Regions from separate parts of the Homo sapiens genome. Here region 1 is linked to region 2. Evidence: chromatin contacts called from ENCODE Hi-C or POLR2A ChIA-PET data. All regions are on one chromosome and are shown on one strand. Each heading gives the region's core, a stretch centred on a gene start or an enhancer-like site at or near the end of the contact. The rest is flanking DNA. Distances are from core to core; before and after follow the strand shown. Region 1 has its middle 5.3 kb from the start of RPS6KA3. Region 2 has its middle 170 kb from the start of RPS6KA3.

Region 1 (6,079 bases), core at 137-2,636, 170 kb before region 2:
GCTAACACTGTTCAGTGCTAATTACCCCCACGCAAAGAATGAATATTTTAAAATAAAGCAAATTGTATGCCATTTTCAGTATCAACTTTTATTCATCTCTGTTAACCTTGAGAACCAGAGGAATAACTTTTAAAACAGAGTTACCTGATCTGTAAAAGTAATGTGAGCGGTGGTCACGTTTCAGTGAATTAAGCATTACATGAACTGTTAATAATGGGTTAAAGTGGCCGGGTGCGGTGGCTCACCCCTGTAATCCCAGCACTTTGGGAGGCCCAGGTGGGCGGATTACCTGAGCTCAGGAGTTCCAGACTAGCCTGGCCGACATGGTGAAACCCGGTCTCTACTAAAAATACAAAATTAGCCGGGAGTGCACACCCGTAATGCCAGCTACTCGGAAGACTGAGGCAGGAGAATCGCTTGAACCCGGGAGACGGAGGTTGCAGTGAGCCGAGATCGTGCCATTGCACTCCAGCCTGGGCGACAAGATCAAAATTCTGTCTCAAAAACAAACAAACAAACAAACAAACAAACCAGTTAAAGTACCACTACCACAGATGTCTTGCACAGAGGATCAATTTGATAAGTATTTATGAATTGATTGAATTTATTTAGAAGAACATTATTCTTCCTTTTGCCCCAAAAGCAAAGAAAATGATTTTTTGTTGTTAACAATAAACTTTTTCTCTTTTATTTCTTCTATTAAATCCAAGAGCAGTGCAACCACTCTCTTTGGTTAGGAGAATTTGGAAAAATCAAATGAGGCTGGAGGATTTTTCTTGAAGGTGGTAGCAAAAAGAGTTACTTGAACATAGAAGCTGATATTGCCCTAAGCAGGATTACTTTTCCCCTCTGTTTAACAAAGGAAAACTCTAAGTGTAGCTGTTCAAAGAATAGCTGCCTCAGATCGCCAGACCTGCATGGGTTAATACGGTGGTTAGTAGCCACACATGGCTACTGAGCACTTCAAATGAGGTTGGCTGGTCAAAGTTGAGATGTGCTGTAAATGTGAAGTTCTTTCTAGATTTCAGACTTAGTAAAAAAAAAAAAAAAAGAATATAAAGTATCTCATTAATAATTTTTTATATTCACAACATGTTGAAATGATATTTTTGATATATTGGGTTAAATAAAATATTTCATTAAAATTAATTTCACCTTTTAAAAACTTTTTAATGTGGCTACTATAAATGTATACTTACATATGTGGCTTTCGAGACTTTTATGTATTCCTACAAGTCATATAATGTTAAGTGATATCTTCAGATTCCAATGTCTTTTTGGCTTCCTTAGTGCAGAATCAGCAGAAAGGGCTGATTCAGTTACCTACTGATCCCCACCCTCCCCAACAAATCTCCCAGTCAGAACCAAAATATTGGAAAGTTCTTACTTGAAACTACAGTAGAGCGAAACAGCAAACCTCAGTAGAAAATCTGAAGGAGGTTTCCAAGAAATCATTCCTAATGTATGACGGGACAACTAGATTTAACCTCCTCTGCCCCCAACAATTTCCTGCTATAATTATAACCTTTGTATACAAGTTTAAATGGGCATTTATTTAACAAAATAACATTTGTTCAAAAAATAGAGTTACATCAGTCTGGAAAAGTTGCAAGATGACTAACTATGGCTCATGGCACAATCTCTACCTCATATACATCCAAAGTTCACAGCTCTGTACATATAGATTTGTCACTACTGTAGAAAATCCCAAAAGTGTAATCATCATCACCTCTAGGAAAAAGTTTTTTCCTTTCATCTGGATTATCCAAATTATATTATCCAAAGCATATTTATTTCGATTCATATTTATCCAAAGCCTATTTATTTTTTCACAAAAAAAGGAAAGGTAATAGCCAGAGACTATTTAACTTTCTTTTCAGAGAGAAAGAAAGGTAAGATTTAGGCTCAAATCTTATCTCATATAAGACAATAGTTTAACAAAATACATGGTTACATATGTTTCATGTGTGTGAATTTTGTTTTTTCCTTGAAATGTCTCCAATAAAAATTATTAAGGCTATTTTCCTGATTGACACAGATCTTAAAGAACAGGCATTTCTACATCAATTTGAACATTTTATTTGAGAAAATTCAAATTTTGGAAAATGTAAGGTTCTAGGTTCCCTTCCAGATACAAAGTTCAAAGATTTTAGAGTTGCATATGATGAAAGACAGTAAAATCTATAAAGGTGAAGACAATCTATAATACAAATACATGAAATGTTTAACATTCTTTCCAGTTAGGCAGGATGGGGTCATGATAAGAGCAGAGACAGGCCTGTGTCCAAACTTCAGGATTCTTTATCTTAGCTTCAGCTTTGCTTAGACCGGCATGTAGTTGCTGTTCAACAAATATTTGCAGAATAAACTTTGTTTTTCTCATCTGAAAATAGGAATAATAATACTTGCCTTGTATGATTGGTGGGAAGATTAAATGGAGGTAATGTCTGTAAAGCATTAAGCATGGTGCCTGCCACATAGGAAACATTCAATAAATGGAGGTATTGTTATCAGCTGCAGAAAGGGAGTACTCCTGCATACATAATGTAATTCAAATATCTCACTCTTGAAAGTTACCTCGTTCCATTTGCTGTGTGAGCATTTTATTGTAGTGTGATCTATTTCTTTAGGGCACTCTTGTATCACAAAAAATGATACTGTAAGTAACCTGTGAAATGCAAATAAAAGAATGTAGAGCAACTTACTCTTCTGTTTTTTGAGCTACATATGTTGAAATGCAAATGATTACAGGTCAATTGCCTCATAGGCTATGATCAAAATCTAGTTTATGTAATGCTCAAAATAAACTAACAAATATATGATTCAAAGTGAACATTACCTGACTCATACTTATGTAGGGAGAATGAGAGGAAGAGGGAACTATGAAGGAGAGGCCTGTGTCAGACATGCTTTAATGTCTTCTTCTTTTATTGGTTTCCGAAATGTTTAATCCTTAGAGGTGTCATTTTCTTCCAAGAGTCATTTGAAGGGAAAGAATTATGGGGCTTTGATACTTGACAAGGAACTGAGAAGCCATTCTGGAAGCTTTAATAAGCTACTGTTTTACTTTAGTTTTCATTTTGCTAGAACTGAAAAGACCCTCTAAATTTTCTTGTTTATAAACACTAATTCATGAGGGAGATAATACATTAAAATTTCATTTCAAACTGATGTTGAAAACAGTTGCTTTGACATTAAGCAAAAATCTCAGTATAAAGTATTCCTTCAGAGAATAAACGTTCCCATTTTGTAACTATCAATTTACTTTGGTTGGTTAGAACAGTGGTTCTCACATTTTTTTTTTTTCAGTCCACAAACCATTTTGAAGCAAAAACCCAAGGACCACCAGTTCCTACTCATCGCCATGAAAAAAAATTTTCAAACTTTATTGAACTCTTGCTTTAAAACATGGCTGTTATTGTGGTTATGTTTTTTAAAACTTTATATTTGTGCTTTTGAATGCAAATTTGAGTCTGCAACTGGAAAAGATACTTTTTTTAAAAAATTCTTTTTTAGTGACTTGTATTTAAGACCAGCCCGTAGCCAGACCTCAACTGGAAGTGTCTTTGCAGAACACTATGGAATTAAATGGAACTCTATTCTTTGACCACCAGCTGAATCCCAAATCTCCATGTTTGGAAACTCTGCAGCTTTAATCACAAAAATTGTGTGAGTGAGGCACTATCAAATCAGGTCCATTGCTGGAAAAACTGCTCATGGATTAATAATGCCATATTTGTAAGTAAAGTACATTTTCATTAAGCAACAGATCAATTATATTTCAGTAGCTTATTTTCAAGTCATGTTCTTGGTAACTAATAAAATAAGAATAAAAACCTGGGAAGGGGTTAAACATTAAGGAATTCCTTTTTTAAATAAGAAAACTGAATTGAAATAACTTACAATTGCCTAGAAAATAAGAGATGAATTCTATAGATTAAATGGCTTTATTAAAAATTTTAAGACTAATAAGACTGTATGCAAATAGTGAGTTCACGTTTAAGCAAGAATAAGCCAATTCGAAGTAGTATTGGCAGTTTTGGACACTTTACCAAAAGTTTTGAACACTTTTTATAATGATGGTGATGATGATAATAATAGCTAGACACTTACTGAGTACTTACTGTGGGTCAGGCATTGATGTAAGTGTTTCACATGTAATTTAATCATCATTGCAATGCTAAGAGTACTAAATATATATTAATAGCAGCTAACAGGGCTGGGTGCAGTGGCTCACTCCTGTAATTCTAGCAGTTAGGGAGGCCGAGGCGGGAGGATCACCTGCGGTCAGGAGTTCGAGACCAGCCTGGCCAACATGGAGAAACCCTGTCTCTACTAAAAATACAAAAATTAGCCGGGTGTGGTGGCATGCGCCTGTAGTCCCAGCTACTCGGGAGGCTGAGGCAGGAGAATCAGTTGAACCCAGGAGGTGAATGTTGCAGTGAGCTGAGATTGTGCCACTGCACTCCAGCGTGGGCAACAGAATGAGACTCTGTCTCAAAAACAAAAAACAAAACAAAACAAAACAAAAAACAAACAAAAAAAAGTAGCTAACAGCTGTTGAGTACTTGCAAACTGTTAAATGATTTACATATGTTATCTCATTTTATTTAAACAATAGGTACTGTTAGCAAAGGTTAGTGTTTCATTCTGATAAAGAATGAGTATTTCTTACTATAATGAGTTCTCCCAAAGATTTCAGGAAAATGCTTAGGAAAATGTACCACAAAATACAATTAAATAAGTATTTAAACGACTATGTTTATTAAATATATTCATATGCTGTATTGCTCTGTTAGTCTTTATTTTATTTTGCCTTGGTGGACACTGTAAGATTCTATGAAATTTCATTTTGAAAAAAAAAGAAAATAAGTTTCAGCTTCTCCAAAGAGCAATATAAAGCTTTTGAAAGGGTGTTAAAATAGATAATTTTCAAATGAAAATTTTTGTTTTCATAGTTTACCATGGGTCTTTAGACCACTGTTATGGGTTGAATTATGATTCTCCCAAAAAAGATACGTTGAAGGTCTAATCCTCAGTACTTCAGAATGTGACCTTATTTGGAAATAGGAGTGTTGCAGATGTAATTAGTTAAAATGAGGTCATACTTGAGTAGGGTGGGCCCCTAATCCATTAGGACTGGTCTCCTTATAAGAAGATAGCCATGTGAAGACAGAGACACAGGGAGAATGCCAGGTAATGACAGAAGATTGGAATGATGCATCTACAAGCCAATGAATGCCACAGATTGCTGACAAACCACCAGAAGCTAGGAAGTGGCAAGGAGCTAGGAAGAGGCAAGGAAGGATTCCACACAGAGTCTCTGAGAGAACATGGCCCTGACAACATCTTGATTTTAGACTTCTAGCCTCTAGAACTCTGAGACAATAAATTTCTGTTGTTTTCAGCCACCCAGTTTATGGTACTTTGTTATGGCAGCCCTTGGAAACTAATACAACGACTGGGAAGATTTTTGCTTATACACTTGCAAAGCATTTTTCACTTCTGAAAACACTACATCCACTATTAAGGATTTCCTAAAATAGTAGGCATATCTCTGTAAGCAATAGGGAAAAAAATAACAACAGAGAGGAATTTGGAATGTGTTTACAAATGGATTAGGAATAGAGCCTAGAATTTAATTTCTTCAGGTTAAACATTTAATGCTAACAAAATAATCCCTGATTCTTCTTTATAGATCTCCAGAATCCAGACAACTCTATATATGAGTAATTTCCCCCTAATATGTACTCACTATTATTTATTAGACTGAAGTGAAAAAAATTATACTGTAGCTTCTTAAATCTTTCCTTCTGTCTGGGAAGTCCATGTTTGGGCAGACTTCGTTTTTCATTTAGGAGCTAACTCCTCTATACTTCTCTTCCTGTATTTCTCAAGGAGTTTTGTGGCATCACCATTTATTTAATTGACCATATCAGAAATATAGGGTTCATTATGTCATCCTACCCTCCTCCATCTCCCCTTCTTCTCGCACCTCCCACATTATTTTACTAGATTTTTGGATTCTCCTTTCTAATCTGGATTCTGTCAAACTCTCTCTCGCTCCACTACCCCCACC
Region 2 (6,165 bases), core at 3,454-5,953:
ACAGGGAGGGATAAGAGAAAATGAAAAAACATACATTTGGTATCTTGAGAAAGGGCACCAGGCAGGATTTCCCCTTTCAGCCTGAGGTTCAGGGTTACAATGCATCAGTGATGTTGCTGAAGAACAGCAGAAAGTTCCGCATGGCATTCAATGGAACAAACCAAACCAGCTAAGATCCTTGCTACAATAAGAGGAACAGAGCTAAAAAGAGGCCAGATAAGGGATATTTTCTGTAGGATCCTCCTCATCAATCCAGCCAGCTTGATGGCTGAGTTCCTGAAGAGGGAGTTAGGCTCTGAGGAGCATTTGTGCTTTCACTTCCTTCCATTCCCAGAGTGCTTAAAACAGGGTGGGGCAGGGGTATATGAGGCATTTTTCAATACTTGACTTCTGTTTGCTTCCTATTGCTGGAAAAGTTTCTGTGATGTTATCACCAGAGATAGCAATAGTGCTTAGAGATTCTTCAGCCCTGAATCATGAAGGAAGGGCCCCTTGCAGGAGACACTGCAGCTCTCATTTGGGGCCAAGAAAGGAGTGGAGACTCTTCTAGATAGCATGAGTCCATTAAGCCCCTTTCTGATCGATGTTAGTTTTCTAGGGCTGCCATCGCAAAGTATCACAAACTGGGTGGCTGAAAACCACAGTTTATTGTCTCACAATTTTGAAGGCTACAAGTTAAAAATCAAGGTGTCAGCAAGGTCATGCTCCCTCTGAAACCTGTAGGGGAGAATCCTCCTTGGCTGCCTCCTAGCTTCTGGTGGTTGCTGGCAAACCTTGGCGTTCCTTGGCTTGTAGGTACATCACTCCAGTCTCCGCCTCCATCATCACATGGCCGTCTTCTCCCTGTGTATCTCTTCTCTTCTTATAAGGATACTAGTCATATTGAACTAAGTGTGCACATAAGGTTATATTCTGAGGAATTTGGGGCTAGGAATTCAATATATATTTTAGGGGGACATAATTCAACCATGCACCCTTCTAGGTAAACTTCTACCCATACCTAATTGAGTTCTTGCTATATGAGGCAGTGAGTTTGTCTATTTGGGGTTGCTTTTCAAAGCCAGTCTTTATGTTTGTTGAAAAATGATTCTATCTTCAAGAAATTGTATGGGATGAAGGAGGAGCTGGATGTTCCTGGAGCAGCAGCCAAAGGATGTGGTCCCCCAGATCAGAGCTTCTCAAATGTAGTAGGCACACAAATCCCTGAAGATCTTGTTAGAAAGCAGATTCTGATGCAGTAGGTCTAAGGTGAGACCTGAGATTCTGTCTTTCTGATGAGCTCCCAGGTGATGCTGATGCTGCTGGTTCCTGGAGTAGCAAGGGTCTAGATCTAGAATAGATGGTGGTCACATCTGTTTATGCAGAACAACTAAAATGTATCATTCTTGGGAAGTTTCAAAACTTCAGCTGTATACTAGCCAGAAAAATTCCCAGTAAACTAAGTCAAAATATCCCAAAATGGGAAAGAGCAATTCAATTATTTTTTTTCATGTGAGAATGAAGTCAGAAACATCTGTGTACATTCATCTGGATGGATACAGTGATTTCTAACTTCTGGACCACGCTGAATATTTGAGACGTGCATGTCAGAAAGATTGTTAGGAAGAGACCGACTTCAAGATTTAGGGCAACCAAGCAACTTTTACCTCGGTGTGCTAGGAAAACATCATTTGGAGAAGCTTCAGGCCAGTGTTGACAGGGACTGACTACCTCCTTCTTTGAGAAGTCAAACAGCCAGATTTCTTTGGGTTCAAATCCTGTTGGGGTCTCAGTCTCAGGGCCCACCCAGATGATCTCTGAAGACTGCAGCTGTGGCTTTGCTCCCACCCACACCCATAACCCTCCTTGCTTGCCACTTCCCTTAGCCCCTCAATGATTCCCAGATGCTCCCCATCCATGCTAGTCAGAGGCTGGACCAGCATGTAGAAGGACCAGGTGGCGGAGCCAGGGTGTATCCCTTGGAGGGTCCAGCCTCTGGATGAACTTCTGCAGAGCAGGTTCCAGAGAAGAGAAATCCTTTTGTGATGTCAGAGGCTGGCAATTTGGTTTTCCAAGTTCAAGAATGACCTGATTATTTCCAGCTCGAAAACACCCATGCACTATTGGATATCTTACAATACTTAGTTGGAAGTTTCTAGGAAGATAGTTGTCTGAGTGTTTGGCACGTTGCATCTTTTGGGTCAGAATGTTAGTTTGTTTCCATGGTCAGTACTGTGACTATAGGATTTGTAATGAAATCCAACTGTGTCAGACTACAAATCCCTGTAATGTCTTCTCATAGTTGAAAGAATGGGGAGAAAGAGAACAGCACAGAGAGTTTTGGTTACCTATTGCTGTGGAACAAACTACCCTAAAACTTAGTGGTTTAAAGCAACTACTATTTTAGCTGCTCATGATTTTGTAGGTCAAGTATCTGGAGAGGCACGGTGAGGGTGGCTTGCCTCTGCTTCACAATGTCTGGGTCCTTGGCTTCGGTGGCTTGAATGGTTGGGAATTGGTTGAGATGGCTCACTTGGGGTCATATGCTCGGGTCTCAGTTCTTTGCCATGTGACTTCTTTATGTGGCTAGCTGGGCCTTACCATGGTGGTCTCAGGATATTTAGGCTTCTTATAATCAGACAGTGGAAGCTTCCAGGTTTCTCTGAGGCTTGGCGCTCAAAGGCTTGGCTCAGAGCAAGCACATTGTCATTTCTGTCATATTCTATGGGTCAAAGCAAGTCACAGGGCATGCCCAGATTCAAGGGGAGGGAAAATAGACTCCAGCTTTTGATGGGAGGAGTGGCAAAGAATTGGTGGACACTTTTAAGCTACACAGAGACAGAAGTGGAAAGAAACATTTTTGTTCATGTTCTATCCAGGTTCTGATCAGATTAGTTCAGCTCAAGCAGTCAACAGAGTCCCCTGTGATTCCCGGCCTCAGATTTCTAGTGGCCAATTTTTAACTTTAGGGTAGAGTCAGCAAGTGGCCTTTGAACCTTCAGCTACACACACTCACTTGGTCTTTTCATTTTTATTTTTCAAAACTTCCCTTTTGCTTTTCTGCCTTCCAATAGCAAGTCCTTTCTAGATGAAGGCTTTGTTCAAAAAAATTCTTTTATTATGTATTTTTGTTGTTTTATAAAAATCATCTAAGCAATACATAAATACCTTTTCATTTGCAAAATTATGATGATGTGGCAGTACACATAGTAAAATGTAAAAGTGCCTCTTCACTTTGTCTGTCCATCTACTCACCTTCCCAGAAGCAACAACTGCAGTTTCTTGTCTCCCTTTATACCTTTCTCTATACATATATATTCAAGTACATGTACATATGCTCATACACAGCCTTTTTTCTTAAATAAGATCTACACTGAATTATTCTGCAAGTTACTTTTTCCATGTACTACTATGTCATGGTGATTGTTCTGTATTAATATAGCCATGCACTTCTTTCTTTTAAATGGCTTCATATTATTCTATTGAATTGATATGGTATAATTTATGTAATGACTCCCCTGAGAATGGACCTTTAATTGTAATTTTTTTAAAAAAATGGCAATCGAAGTATTTTTGCATCTCTATGTTTTTGTACATGTGCATATATTTCTATACTTCTATGCGATAGATGCCTGGAGGTGTAATAGCTGGGTCAGATAGCATGGGCATTTTCACTTTCAATAGATACAGACAATTGATCCTCAAAATCTGGAATACCAAATAATACTCCTCCAATCCATTCTCTCAACAGTGAGAAATGTCACCCTTGACAACAGTGAGTATTACTAATATTTTCAATTCTTCCAGGTTGATTGATGAGTAAATATATCTCACCATTGCACTTCTTTCCTGTAATTATTGGTTATTTATATTTTTACTCTGAAATATCCTCTGTCATTTGCGAAGTTAAATAGTATGCTCTTTTTATTTTTGCTAAATATTTATGGGAGCTTTTTATGTATTAATCCTTTGTTAATTCCTAAAATGAAATTCCCAGGTGTGAAATTGCTGGGCTAAGGGAAGGCTTTTGACATTTCCTAGTTGAGTTTTAGGGAACCTTCTCAAGTCTTCCTTCAGATTACACTCTTGAAAGGGGGTAATCCCATCTCATTGAAGAGTTGAGTCTCATTTCTTGACAGTATACAAGCTTTCTGTATCAAAGAAATAAAGCTGTGAACTGTACACTACTATATTCTAAGGCTGTTGAGGGCCAACTGTGATTAGCTACTTTGCAAATAATTGGCAAACTTCTTGAATGTAGCTGAGCTGATGGGGGCTCATTAGTCACTACCAGAGCCAAGGAAGATCTTTCATTCAACGGTAGTATAATTTTTCTTGTTCCTGAAGATTTATGAGGAGAATCTAGACTCTGGTTAGTTGCTGAGCTATTTTTTTTGAATACCTACTATGATCTAGGCACTGTTGTAGGCCCTGTTGCTTATTCTTATGATCTAGAATCTCCAAGGAAGAGGTCAATTTCTGAATATGGCAGTACAGTTTGAAAAGGCCATTTGCAGTTCCAGATTTTTCTTTTTCTTTTTTGGTGATTTGAATTTTATGTTTTGTGAGGCTGAGTTACAGAACTGTATCATTTAGCCACTAAATTTAGCTGACCACTTAGCCTCTGAACCTCAACATGGTTCCTGTGTTCTCTATTCACGTCAGGTACAAAGCAGTTAAAAATGTTTCTTTGTTAGACACAGCCATAAGTGAAAGAGAAAACACTGGTAGAAGTTGAAAAGGCAGATAACTTGTGGTGTGTGGACATGCACAGGAAATAAGCTACTCTTAAAGGAAATATGATTTAGGAGATAGCCAGGAGCTTGCACAAACATTTGTTATTTGAGAGTTTAGAAATTTGCAAAGGTTGCAGGCTATACCTTAGCAGTCTTCTGCACATAATACAGTTTAAACACATTTCATTAAAAAGTGGTGCTACAGAAACAATTGTGGTTAATTTGTGTTTCAGTTATTTGAAGACTTTAAAATCCAGAACACTAAATTGTGTGCCATGAGTGACTGAAGAGTTGTAACTCTGGGAGGTGATTTTCATTGTTGTTTGTTCGTTGGATAGACTAGTGACCAGTTGAAACCTTTGAAGCAAATGTGGGTACTTTGCACATGCATAGCATGGGTGTGTTGGCTGTCGGTGCTCTCATTAATTAGAGGATCACAGCTAATCGTAGTGTGATGCAGGCACATTGGATTTAAAGTATGAAGATTTTATTTGAGTCCTAGCTCTCTTCCTAATTGACTCTGTCAGCTTTGGGAAGTCACCTAATCTCAGTGCTCCATTTTCTTGTCTGCACAACTAAATATGCTGGTCACAGAATTTTGTAAAAACAACCTTTAGATGGGACCCCAACAACCTTTGGAAGGGAAGGTAGTTCACAAACATAAAAAGGCTCTTTCGGCTGGGTGCGGTGGCTCACGCCTGTAATCCTAACACTTTGGGAGGCCGAGACAGGTGGATCAGCTGAGGTCAGGAGTTCGAGACCAGCCTGGCCAACATGGTGAAACCCCATCTCTACTAAAAATACAAAAAATTAGCCAGGTGTGGTGGTGGGCACCTGTAATCCCAGCTACTTGGGAGGTTGAGGCAGGAGAATCGCTTGAACCCAGGAGGTGGAGGTTGCAGTGAGCCAAGACCGCGCCATTGCACTCCAGCCTGGGCAACAAGAGGGATACTCTGTCTCAAAAAAAAAAAAAAAAAAAAAAAAAAAGCTCTTTCAATGTGAGTTTATTATTTTGTCATAATAAAAAGAGGGGAATTGTATGCATGCATGCATTTATTCATCCATTTTTCCATTAACAGTTTCTGATTACCTGCCATGAGCCAGGCATTGTGCTAAGTGCTGGAATAACAAAATAAACAAGACCTGGTTTCTGCCTAGTAGGAGTTTACAGGCCAGTGGAGATGGTTGTCAAGATAATGTCTAGTCCAGTCAGTGCTGTGCTGGAGCTGGCTCATTCAGGCTTACAAGAGCTGACTGTTAAATTTTTAGAAATTCTGTCAGTGGGTTGTTAAACATGGCCATTACTAAAAATTAAGTTATACGGTAGTTGACTCCTATTATTTGTGGATTCCATATTTGTGAATTCACTTACTCACTAAAATTTATTCGTAACCCCCAAATCAATACTTGTGGTCATCTGTGGACATGTGCGTGTGCAGAGTTGCGAAAA

What was found. Hi-C counts contacts between places; a loop is a spot of excess contacts on that map. ChIA-PET counts read pairs that join two places held with the same protein, here RNA polymerase II (POLR2A). Pooled maps may share reads with other maps.
Region 1: a map of heart left ventricle shows a loop between it and region 2 (6-fold over the local background). The contact joins two enhancer-like sites. A Hi-C loop is called at or near these places in 17 of 168 maps with a recorded cell type or tissue (CD14-positive monocyte, GM11168, IMR-90 and 11 more), 20 of 37 single-sample maps with no recorded cell type and 29 of 50 pooled maps. POLR2A ChIA-PET finds 5 or more read pairs at or near these places in 10 of 52 experiments (A549, CD4-positive, alpha-beta T cell, CD4-positive, alpha-beta memory T cell and 7 more).

What each region holds. Positions count from the first base shown.
Region 1 is chrX:20,269,130-20,275,208 of GRCh38, forward strand. No RefSeq gene overlaps it. Among named protein-coding and RNA genes, the nearest start is that of RPS6KA3, 5.3 kb to the left of the region's middle. Within about 2 kb of position 1,387, at least 3 of the 41 ENCODE cell types and tissues checked have a DNase peak (open chromatin) inside an H3K27ac peak, as active enhancers do.
Region 2 is chrX:20,433,173-20,439,337 of GRCh38, forward strand. No RefSeq gene overlaps it. Among named protein-coding and RNA genes, the nearest start is that of RPS6KA3, 170 kb to the left of the region's middle. Within about 2 kb of position 4,704, at least 2 of the 41 ENCODE cell types and tissues checked have a DNase peak (open chromatin) inside an H3K27ac peak, as active enhancers do.